Linked DNA regions of Homo sapiens: regions 1, 2 and 3 are each linked to region 4. The links are chromatin contacts, found by Hi-C in ENCODE. All regions are on one chromosome and are shown on one strand. The core of a region is the stretch at or near the end of the contact, and the rest is flanking DNA. Distances in the headings are between cores, read along the strand shown.

Region 1 (2,700 bases), core at 97-2,596, 680 kb after region 4:
CAGTATTGGAGATGTAGCAGTTTATTGTGGGGTTCAAGATCCTTGTCATCTCTGAGGATAACAGAGAGAGCCCTTTTATTGAACTCTTGCTATGTGTCAGGCATTGGGTTTAGTGCTTTATGCGATATGTTCATAACCACTACAGAGAAGAAACCATATCCGCTTTACAGATGAAGAAACTGAGGTCTAGAGGTTAAGTACTTACCCCGGGTCATGGTCAGATATTTGGCTGATGGCATTCATTTCTTTTCTAGAAATGTCTTGAGCATCTATGTGGCTGACATTTTTCAGGCAATCCCTGCTATGCAGAGCTTGCATTTTAGAGGGAGTAGGGGCACCAGATACTGAGCAAGTAAGCAAATTAATAAACACAATAATCTCGGCCGGGCACGGTGGCTCACGCCTGTAATCCCAGCACTTTGGGTGGCTAAGGCAGGCGGATCACAAGGTCAGGAGATCGAGACCATCCTGGCTAACACGGTGAAACCCCATCTCTACTAAAAATACAAAAAAAAAATTAGCCAGGCGCCGTGGCGGGCGCCTATAGTCCTAGCTACTTGGGAGGCTGAGGCAGGAGAATGGCGTGAACCCAGGAGGCAGAGCTTGCAGTGAGCCAAGATAGCGCCACTGCACTCCAGCCTGGGCGAAGGAGCGAGACTCTGTCTCAAAAATAAATAAATAAATAAATAAAATAAACACAATAATCTCTGTATAAGTGCTTCAGGGAAACTAAAAGGGCCCTCTTCTGTGGCAGAACTGGGATTCCCAGTCTCTGAGGTTAAGCAGGAGCAGGTAGCATTACCCTGTAAGCTGGGAGTCGCAATAGGCAATTAGTTACCTGACTGTCCCAGGGCTTGGCACTGCCTGGTAGCCCTGCCTTTTCATAAGGAAAAGATTCCGCACAAAGCACTTTACCTAGGTTTTGTGAGAGGCGGAGCCAGAGCTGGCATCCGAGGTGTTCTCACAATGCTGGACTTTGAGGCACAGGAGAGAATTGCATTTCTCCTCTGAGCAGTGGAACCAGCCCTGGTGCCTCCCTTGCCCAGCCTCACCCTGGGACCCTGGGTGTGAGTAGTTAGTCTTGTTATCAGTGAGAGTAACCCAGGAATCTCCCTGATGGGGAAATCCCAGGTAATTTACTGTGTCTCTGATATTCCGGTTACAGCCTCTGCTCTAGAAAGGCCAGGGAGGGGAGAATCTAAAAGTTCTCCATTTCTCGCTTGAGATGGCATCCCCCCATGCTTTCCTTAGGCCTCCTTGAGTAAGGTGTCTGCAAATAGCTTCTCAGCATGACTTCACCCGGAAGCTCATCTGAGTGACTCACAGCCTGCTTTAGGCACCTCCTCCAGGGAGACGCTCTTACCCTTGCCCCCACCCCAACAGGGGAGGGGAGGGGAGAAGGGAAACCCCCTAACTGAGCCACGGAGAAGGCCTTGCCAGAGCACTGTGGAAAATACCTGCAGCCCAGCTTGGCCCTGCTTCAGGTGCCCTGGGATGTATGGTTTCTCTAGTCTTCTGAGAGGGATCAAGCTGACAATTCAAATTTGAGGGAGCGATGACCCTGGAAACTGTGTAGGTCTTAAAAAGAAATATATATCCAAACACACTGACCTGAAAAGATGTCCACAAAATACAGGATTCAGCATTAGGTGAAAAATAATTTCATTATGTTCCTGTTTCTCAAATTCGGTTTGTGATTTTAAAAAATTGATAGGTTAGTACATGTATTTGTACATGTACTATTTGTACTAAAAGCCTATTTGAAGAAAAATTATAATATATTAATAATAGTTATCTCTGGGAGGTAGTATTAAAAGAAACTTTATTCATTATTCCTTTCTGATTTTTAAAAAATAATCATAATTACCTTTATAATAAAAAAAAAAAAGGTGGGCCAGGTACAGTGGTTCATGCCTATAATCCCAGCACTTTGCAAGGCCAAGGCAGATTGCTTGAGCCCAGGATTTCAAGACCAGCCTGAGCAACATGGTGAGACCTTGTCTCTACAAAACATTTTTAGAAACTTAGCTGGGTGTGGTGGTGTACCCCTGTGGTCCCAGCTAATTGGGAGGCTGAGGCAGGAGGATTGCTTGAGCCCAGGAGTTTAACGCTGCAGTGACCTGGGAGGCGGAGGCTGCAGTGAGCCAAGGTCACACCACTGCACTTCAGCCTGGGCAACAAGGAGGCTCTGTCTCAAAAAAAAAAAAAGCTGCAGTGAGCCATGATCATGCCATTTCCCTTCTGCCTGGGTAATAGAGCAAGACCCTGTCTCAAAAAGAAAGGGTTGTTTTTTTGTTTTGCTTTGTCTTCAAAAAAATAAAAAGAAAAATCCTCATGCACCAAGCCCAGGTGTCCTAATTGTGTCCTCATTATTAAATGCCTAACTTCCCGTGGTGGACTGTTAGCAGGAAGCGACTGGGATGGACTTAACATTCACTTAGCAAACAGCTACCTCCCTAGCCACTGGAGGACCAAACCACTATGACAGGGTGTCTCCCTTCAGTGGCTCCCAGCATGATGGAGGGGGTAGTATATGTTTTGCGGGGCATTTGGGGTTTTGGGGGGAGGTTAGGGGGTTTTTTGAGACAGAGTCTCCTTCTGTCACCCAGGCTGGAGTGCAGTGGTGTGATTATGGCTCACTGCAGCCCTGACCTCACAGGCTCAAGAGATCCTCCCACCTCAGCTTCCCAAGAAGCTGGG
Region 2 (2,732 bases), core at 1-2,500, 700 kb before region 4:
TCGTTATACTTGTCCCACATGCCTGCTACCCGGTAGCCGTGCACCAAGCCCGCCTCATTGTCCAGAAAGACCAGCGCCCCGCCCGGACCGCGGTGCAGGTTGCTGGTGGCACGCTGCATGACGCGCGGGTCCCACTGCAGGCTGAAGAGGTTGCTTACGAGCCGGTCGAAGTTGGCCGTCAGGTAGTCGAAAAGGATTAAGTCGGTCCATTGTACTAGGTCCACCAGCTCCGCCTGGCTGAGGTTGGCCAGCTCACCCCCGGCATCCCGGAGGGGGCGCAGACGGCCGTCCTCCGAGCGCCAGGGCGCGGGCACCACCACGTCCGTGAGGTTGGGCAGCCAGCGTGTCAGGCTCACCACGCTGCCCTCGGTCCAGTGCGCAGCGCGCAGCTCCTCCTGCACCTGCGCCCACTGCGCGCCCCGAGCCTCCACCCGAGCCAGTGCCAGCGGCGGCACGTGGCGCTGGAGGCCCAGCAGGCGCGCCAGATAGTAAGACAGGGCCTCGCCCTGAATCTGCTCCGGGTTGATGCCGTAGCGCACGCAGGCGCGGGTGCCGTCGGCAAAACGGGCCAGTCGGTTGGAGCTGCGCCCGCAACCCCCGCGCTCCAGGGCCACCATCCGGGCGCCGCGAGCCGCCTCCAGCCACGCCGCCGCCTGGGCCTCCGAAAAGCCCGGGGGCACCTGCTCCTCCAGGCCGCGGCTCCAGAAGACGCCCCCGTGCACCGCGGCGCTCTCCTCCGGCCGGGGCTGCCTGGCTGACACGTGCCACCTGGGCTCGCTCCGGGACTGCCGGGGCGGGCCGTCCGCGCCGGCCGCCAGGGTGAGCAGCGCCCGGAAAGTTTTCAGGGAGCCGCCGCGGGCGTCCCACGCCAGGGGCGGGGGCAGAGGGAAGCGAGGCGCGGGCGCGGGGCCGCCGCTCCGGGCCGGGCGCCGTGGGAGTCGGTCTTCGGGCGGCCGGGAGGCGGGCAGCTCGGTCCGCGGCGGCAGGAGCCCTCCCCACAGCGCCAGCAGCGAGCCCAGCGCCAGCAGCCAGAGCCCCGCGGTGGCGGCGGCGCCCCGCATCCTCCTGCCCATGCTCCCGCGGCTGTGCCGGTGCGCCGCCGCCGCTTCAAGCCGAGCCCAGGCACCCGGGTCCCGGCGGCGAGGCGGGCCCGGCAGTTTGTGGGCTCCGGGGCTTCGGGCGCTTCGGCCCCATCGCGGCCGCGGGGCGCTGCGGGGCTCTGTCCGGCGCTCCGCCCGGCGCTGGGAACTCGAGTCCCCGCCGCTTCCCAGCTGCTTTTGTATTTCGCTGTGAGACCCTCCGGTGGGCGCGATTCACAGGCGCCCGGACCACGTGGGAGCCAGGGGGATCCCCCTCCCCCTCCTCCGCCTCCGCTCCCCGCCCCCCGCTCCCCCGCCCCCTTCCTCTCCTCTTCCACTTAAAGCGGCGATGGCTCCTTCCGAGAGGGAGAGGCGGCCCCACACTCGGTCCGGGACTTGGGGGCCTGGAGGAAGCCGGACTGGCTGCGCCCGCGCCGGGGCGTAGGAGGGGGTGGCGCAGAGCCGGAGTCTGGGGCCTGGCGGGAGGGACGCGCCCTGGGCCCTCGCGGGGGTGTCTTGGTCGCCGGGTCCCTTTGCCTAGGCAGCGCGGGTCTCCTGCAAACTTCAGACAGATTTCCACCTCTTTCCGAGCTCCGCCAGGCTAGGATCAGGCAGGGTCCCTTTGCTTTCTCAGTTTCTGTCTGGGTGATTCACGCTGCTTTATGTAAATCTCTGGGAATGTCTCCGAGCCACAGAGGATGTGATTCCAGCGGAAAGAGGAACCCGCTGTAGCCAACAACTTTGAACCGACACTCCCTTTTCCGAGCTCGCACATCAGCACCAATCAGTATTGGCCGCTCTGCCTTTCCCAACGGACTCCCAGGGAATGAAGCCTCGCTGTGCACGTGCCCCTTGAACACCTAGGCCATCTCCCATTCATTCATGCATCCATTCAACACAGCGACTGCCCCTCAGTTCTGGTTCTGCTTACCAGAAGCAAAATCCACAGATCCGGGTCCCAGTGCTGCTGAAATTTACATTCCAGTGGGACTCTCAGGTTGCTAAGAGAGATTATAGCCATCCAACCTCGTGTTGGGGAGAGGGGAGTCAGGGACGACTTTTCGAAAGAAATGATACCGTTTTGTCCATGAGGAAACTGAGGCACAGAGAAGGGATGGGTGTTGCTCAGGATTGCACAATTAGCAAGGGGCGAAGCTAAAAGTCAAACTCAGGTCTCCTGGCCGCATGCACTTGATTTTCCCTCCATTAAGAAAGATCAGTATTTTTTTTTTAATCAAGTCAGCATTCTCAAGTTTGAAATTCACTGTCATTTGACCACTTTGTTCCCCAAATGTGATTTTTCAATTAAAAGGATTTTTCAAATGGAAAGGAAAAAAACCTCAATCCCATACTGCATTTGATTTACTGCTTTTACGATTTAAGGGAAAAAGAAATGGTGGTGGTGGTGGGGGAGGGAGGTGGTGAAGGAGCAAAGAAAACAAAATGAACAACCTCTTCACCCCAACACATCTTCCAGCCACCTCTGGGTTACATTTACCAGGAAAACTTGGATGCCAGTCGGCCCTCCCTTACCTCTCTGTATCAGAATGAGTCCCAGATCCACACTGAGATTCCCAGGGTAGACACAAGATCAGGGGCATGGTGGAATCCACCTCTCAAAGGCCAGAGTTTGAAATCTGTTTCCTTACATGG
Region 3 (2,700 bases), core at 148-2,647, 670 kb after region 4:
TCCTCTCTTTCAGGCAGGTTGGAGGGTTGGGGGAGTGGCACAGGAGATGCCCTAGCACAGGTTAGGAATCTAGTCTTTCTCTTAGGGTCATGCCCAGCGGTGGTGGGGAGGTCATGATGTCCAGATGGCACTCTCCCCCTGTGACTGAGGAGGGCTGGTTAAGCAGTGGTCATTATCAGCTGCCTGGATGCTCCAAAGACACCTATTCCTAAAGGGAAGTCAGCCCCAAGCCAGGGAAGAGATGGGGCCAGTCCAAAGAAAAGGCTGATAGGAAGTGGGGAGATGCGATGGTTCAGGAAGAGGCTCGTGCATCTGGCCTCCTCGCTGTCACTCCTGCCACGGCTTTCCCAGGCATGGAGTCGTGGGGCTCTGGCCAGCTCTGGTGTGGGGGCTCATGCTGTGTCAGGTGACTTCCTTTCAGCTCAGCCTCATGAACCCCTGGAGCATGAACTCCGAACCACCATCCGGGCCTTGCTGTGAGTTTTGCAGCTTTCATGAAACTCTCCTCTTCCCTGGGATTGCAAGCCCCTGGGTGGAGGGGATGGGAGTGGGGTGGGGCTGACTTTGGCAGCTTAGATCCCTGAGTGCCCTAAACACTGTGACTCCCAGGATGGGACTGGGTGAGGAAAGTCTCCTCCACTGGCTGCAGATTTCCAGTGAGCACAAGAGGAAAACAATACCAGGAATGATTTGGATCTTTTTCTATCGTTCAAGCTCCTGTTTTTTTAGTCTGCGGTGAATCACTCCTCATGTCTCTGTAGATAGCCTCACATTCTGCTTTAGTTGTTTCCTGAGGAACAGTTGTGTCCTCCACTCCATTTTAACTTTCTTTACTGTAATTCCTTATATCTGTGTAGTGCTCTGACTTGAAGAACATACTCACCTTTTTGCATTGCACCTGGTCCCAGCAAATAAAAAAAAGTTCAGGAGTCTTACACAAATGCACGTCAGATAATGAGAGAAAGTAAAGAACCCTCCATGTACTCTCTTATAGCTCAGAGAGTGCGCGGCTTCCCCCAGCATAGCTGACATCCTGCTGGGCATGGCATGGACACCGGTCAACAGTTGGCCCAGGGGAAGGAGGAGGACAGGGTCCCTTTAACAGAGCCAGCCACCCTAGCATTTCACTGGTGCCTGAGACAGTGTCGGGAGCTGTGTTTCTGGCTGTATTTCTCTGTGTGGTCCCCCTTTGGAGATGAGCCCCGCCTCTTCCCCTGGGGCTGTCACTCAGCCAGAGCAGAATCAGTGTCAGCGCTGTCTGAGCAGGCTCCTTGCCTGTCACTAAGGCATGATTCACAGCTGAGTGATGCCCTCTGAAATCAGGGTGCAGAGCCCACGCCCATGGGCAGCCTCACCCGCTCTATTTTGGTGTTGGTTGTCACAGAATATGGGAGGAGCCATTCTCCTTGCCTCTGAGAGGCTCCTCCTACTTCCCCTTTACAACAGCCAGGCCAGCCCCTATTAAGAAGCCAGGGTAGAAGATTTATCTCTTAGCCCACCAGCTTCTACCTGCCAACTCCATGGGTGTAGCCTGAGAGATCAGAAGGAGGAGTAAATATAGGGGTAAAAACACATGTTTGATGGCAGACAGACCTGGATGTGAGTCTTGCTTTGCCTTTAACTAGCTGTGCTTCCTTGGGCAAGTTACTTAACCTCTCTGAACCTCGGTTTTCTCATATGTAAAATGGCAATGATGGTTTCTACCCCCCTAGTTATTCTGAGGATTAAATAGGCAGAAGGTAATTTGCAAAGTGCCTTACACACCTGGTAGGATCTCAGTAATGGCAACTTTAGCTTTATTAGAGGGAGCAGAGCATTTGTAGCCGCAGAAAGAAGTTTGGGGTTGGTGCTCTCTCTCTCAGGGAGGGAAACTTAGTGAAGGCTTCTGAGGATTGGGAGGAATTGCTCTGGAGACTAGAATGATGAAGCGTCTTTCTGCCATGTCTGTTCACTTTCCACATGCATCGCTCCTCTTTCAGGATGAAGTTTTATCTCTGTTTCTGCAGAAAGCTTATCCTAGGGTTTGTTTGAAAAATTGTTGCAGTTGGCCACAACCCTGCCATTTGATGTCAATAAATTCCACTTGTTTTCTCCCATGAGAAACTAAGCTATTTGGGCAAGGAAGGAAGAGATTTCAAGATTCACATTTATCGTCACTTTGTTGAGCAAGTATTTATTGCATATGCACTACATGCCAGACATCTTCATGGGTGCTGGGGATGATTCCCTGGCCCTACAGATTGCAGTCTGGTTGTACTAGAGGACTCTTATGGCCCCTTAAGAAGAACTGGGGAGTCTTCATTTGCCCCTGCTCTTGCACTGAAACCTTCAATGTCTACTTATTGCCAGAAGATACAAGGTCCTTAATGCCTAGATACCCTCAGCCTCCATCTACCTTGCCAGCCTTCCCTCCTCTGTGCTCTTAGAACACCCAGCTCTCCAAGACCCCTGTTCTTTCAGTTCCAAGGCAGCTTGTGCTTTTCTGCCTTGGCTCCTCCCTAGAATCCCAACTCCTATCAATCTTTGCCTGAGTTTCCCAGCTCTATCTTCCAGGACCAGCTCAAGGTGTCACCAGATCCCCAGGGATGCTTTTATAGTCACTGAGCACCATTGGGGTTATTCTGCCAGAGCCATGTAGACCACTCTATACCAGCAAGGTCTCATTTCACAGCCAGGCCACAAGCTTTGTGAGAACAGGAC
Region 4 (2,738 bases), core at 118-2,617:
TCATTCCATTAAATGTCAAAATAAAACATCAAAACTCATCCAACATTTGTAAAATGCAGATTCCTGAGCCCCACACCAGACCAGACCGAATCTCTAGGAGCTGGAAAAAAGTTTAATTTCAACAAACTTGGAGGAGGGAAGAGAAGGAATTCTGCACACACTGTTAAAGCACCTCTGCTCCAAGGAATATGTTATGAAACATTACACCAAAAATGAAATAAATTGTTCCCATTAAGGAACCTTTAGGAACCCCAATACACTCATCTTACCATATGACTTTGTGTGATTTTTTTTTTCTGAGCCTAAGGTAGCTCAGAATATGAAGGCAACGTCTACTAGACCTATTTAAATTAAAATTCATTCTGTAGAGTGCCAGGAACGATGATTGGCAGGTAATACGTCACACTAAAAAACGTCAGTCCTATTCTCCATCCCCGCCTCCCTCCAACCTTCTCCCAAAATAAGGAAAAATAATACCCGGCCTGCCATTTTGCATACTGTTAAATACTGCAAGAATTGTGTTAACTGCATCAATATCATTACTAAACAACAATTTTCTATAATAAATTTTTGGTATGATTTATCTCCTAAATGTTTGCTCTTTCAAGCGAATATTTGCTTGAAACATTCTCCTGGACCTTTGTCTATCGTGATGCCGTAGGAATTTACAAATTTAAGTCTTCCACGAGTCATGGCGTGGGGTAAAACTCGACTGGCCTCAATGAAAACACCTCCTAACAGAGAGAGGCCTAGAGAATAAGTAAGAACTCCCAACAGTGGCTTTTCAATCTCGGCAACCTTGGGCAGCTTTTTCTCGTCCGAGACGTTTGACAACCCTAAAGAAACCTGAGCCTTGATTGGAAAGGGGGCTGAGGGAGGAGAGTTTGGGAACCCTCTCTGCGCCTCACAAATAACCCAAATTCCAAGGCAAGGTCACAAAGCCATACAAACCAGGGGGCCTAGGGCAGAGTCGAGTTCTCTCAGCTGCCAAGAAAGCCCTTCACAGCATGCATTAGGCCAAGTCGGCGGACCCCAACCGGAGAAAGAGGAAAGGGAATAAGGAGCCCGCGCACCTTCACACCCAAAAGCAGGCCCTCAATCATAACTGCCCCTGTCCCAGGCCCATCACTCAGCTACACAGAGAAGCTGAGCGAGCCCCGGCCACTCACCCCGAAGCCACTGCGTGCTGTGAAACCATCTCCAATTAGCTCCGCGGCTTACAGACCACCCAAGAGCCCCCTTCACCAGCCCTACGCTTCGGCGGCCGGGGAAGCCCACAAGATAACGCAGCAGCCGCGGATCACAGCCCAGCCTCCAGGAGGCCGCCATCTTGACGGCCTTCTCACTGGCTGCCCGCAGCACAGCCTGATGTCCAGCATCAAGGCCCCGCCTCCCGCATGGTTGGCCACGCCCCCAGACGCTAGCGGTGCCTTTAGGTCTCTCAGACTTGAACCCCCGCCCCCCAACCCAGCCCCGCCTCCAACCACGTTGGCCTTGCCTCCCGGGAAGTCAGGTGCGCCGCTGGATATCTCAGCCGGCGGGGCCTTACCAGACCCCGGCCCCCGCCCCGTTCGCCCCGCCCCCGGGCTGCCCTCAGCGCCGCCTGATTGCATTTGCGGCCTCGCTGCCGTATCCCAGGCTAAGCGCCGCGCGCAAAGCCGTGCGGAGATTGGAGGCCGCGCGGGTCCCTGGTCTGGGCCATGTCTGGCTGTGATGCTCGGGAGGGAGACTGTTGTTCCCGGAGATGCGGCGCGCAGGTAGGGGCGGGGCCACCGGTGCCCGGTATTCCCAGGAGGAGAGGCCCAGGCGGGACCCGGCGGCTGGAGCTGGGCGCAGGGTAGCGGGCCGGGCGTTTAGCTGCGGGGCGGGGTTTCGGGCCTGGCCGTTCGCTACCCCGGCGCACCGCGACCTTGGCGTTCGGAAGCAAGGCTGCGAGGCCCCAGGAGATCAGTGGTCTCGGGCGGGGCGCTCCGATGGCGGGAGCTGGGCGCCAAACGTTGGAAAGAAGCAAATAACTGAGAGAGGAGAGCGTTTAGGTGACCTCACCGGGTATTTATCAGGAAGGCAGGCCAGAGAAGGAATCGTGAAGCACCGAAGTGGAGCTGGGGCGAAGACCGCGCCCCCCAAGCTTCTTTTCTGCGCCCTGACGACCAGTTAGGCGTTTGGGGGGACGTTTGGCACTCGGGAGACGTTTGCCGAACCGGAGCTGTGCCTCAGCTGCCAGCGCTTTGCCTTTGAGCAGTTGCTCCTTGCCTATCTCCGTTTAGATGAATTGTGGGATGATCATGGGAACGATTCTTCCTTAAGCCGAAGTCAAAGGGAAATCCACCCTCACGCTGCATGTAGTTTTCGGTCATTTACACAAACCAACAGTTTTATGGAGCGCCTTCTACACGCTCAGAGATAGGGATACGTAAGATAAATGGCCCAGGGTCTGGAGAACTAGACGAATAAGCAGTTTCAGCACAATATGATAAACCCCACCTAAGAGGCAGGGAAACCCCTCAAAATTAGTTTCCTTATTCCCCCTATCTTATTCCTCCTATCTATATCTTTCTTAGGGTTGAAAATCCTAATTAAAAAGTAGTAACTCGCGGGAGATTTCATTGCTAAACATTTGTCAACCACTTTCTTGTTTGAATAAGTGACTTCCCCAAATTAGCAAAGACGACTCTGAAAATAGAATGCTGCATAGGCAAGATTGGATGAGAGAGAGAAGATCTTGGAGACAGGACAGG

The links. Hi-C counts contacts between places; a loop is a spot of excess contacts on that map. Pooled maps may share reads with other maps.
Region 1: a map of B cell shows a loop between it and region 4 (10-fold over the local background). The contact joins the enhancer-like site here to the promoter of PDHX in region 4. A Hi-C loop is called at or near these places in 2 of 168 maps with a recorded cell type or tissue (B cell and naive thymus-derived CD4-positive, alpha-beta T cell), 6 of 37 single-sample maps with no recorded cell type and 9 of 50 pooled maps.
Region 2: a loop to region 4 is called in a map of PC-9, with 5 times the contacts of the local background. The contact joins the promoter of FJX1 here to the promoter of PDHX in region 4. A Hi-C loop is called at or near these places in 2 of 168 maps with a recorded cell type or tissue (CD8-positive, alpha-beta T cell and PC-9), 7 of 37 single-sample maps with no recorded cell type and 10 of 50 pooled maps.
Region 3: a pooled map shows a loop between it and region 4 (5-fold over the local background). The contact joins the enhancer-like site here to the promoter of PDHX in region 4. A Hi-C loop is called at or near these places in 4 of 37 single-sample maps with no recorded cell type and 8 of 50 pooled maps.

The regions. Positions count from the first base shown.
Region 1 is chr11:34,232,842-34,235,541 of GRCh38, reverse strand. All of the region lies in intron 1 of ABTB2 (ankyrin repeat and BTB domain containing 2), which reads left to right. Among named protein-coding and RNA genes, the nearest start is that of ABTB2, 120 kb to the left of the region's middle. RefSeq lists enhancers at 1,011-1,340, 1,017-1,541. Within about 2 kb of position 1,346, at least 13 of the 41 ENCODE cell types and tissues checked have a DNase peak (open chromatin) inside an H3K27ac peak, as active enhancers do; they include B cell, where a contact is called at or near this core.
Region 2 is chr11:35,616,978-35,619,709 of GRCh38, reverse strand. FJX1 (four-jointed box kinase 1) reads right to left here and starts at 1,250. Exons shown (of 1, transcript NM_014344.4): 1 at 1-1,250. The coding sequence starts at 1,073. RefSeq lists enhancers at 1-295, 296-930 and silencers at 503-772, 783-1,042, 1,063-1,132, 1,230-1,391, 1,213-1,542 and 1 more.
Region 3 is chr11:34,249,873-34,252,572 of GRCh38, reverse strand. All of the region lies in intron 1 of ABTB2 (ankyrin repeat and BTB domain containing 2), which reads left to right. Among named protein-coding and RNA genes, the nearest start is that of ABTB2, 110 kb to the left of the region's middle. RefSeq lists a silencer at 1,097-1,391. Within about 2 kb of position 1,397, at least 13 of the 41 ENCODE cell types and tissues checked have a DNase peak (open chromatin) inside an H3K27ac peak, as active enhancers do.
Region 4 is chr11:34,915,247-34,917,984 of GRCh38, reverse strand. It overlaps PDHX (pyruvate dehydrogenase complex component X), which reads right to left and starts at 1,367. Exons shown (of 11, transcript NM_003477.3): 1 at 1,170-1,367. The coding sequence starts at 1,329. It overlaps APIP (APAF1 interacting protein), which reads left to right and starts at 1,606. Exons shown (of 7, transcript NM_015957.4): 1 at 1,606-1,757. The coding sequence starts at 1,701. RefSeq lists an enhancer at 1,066-1,365 and silencers at 1,536-1,585, 1,606-1,945.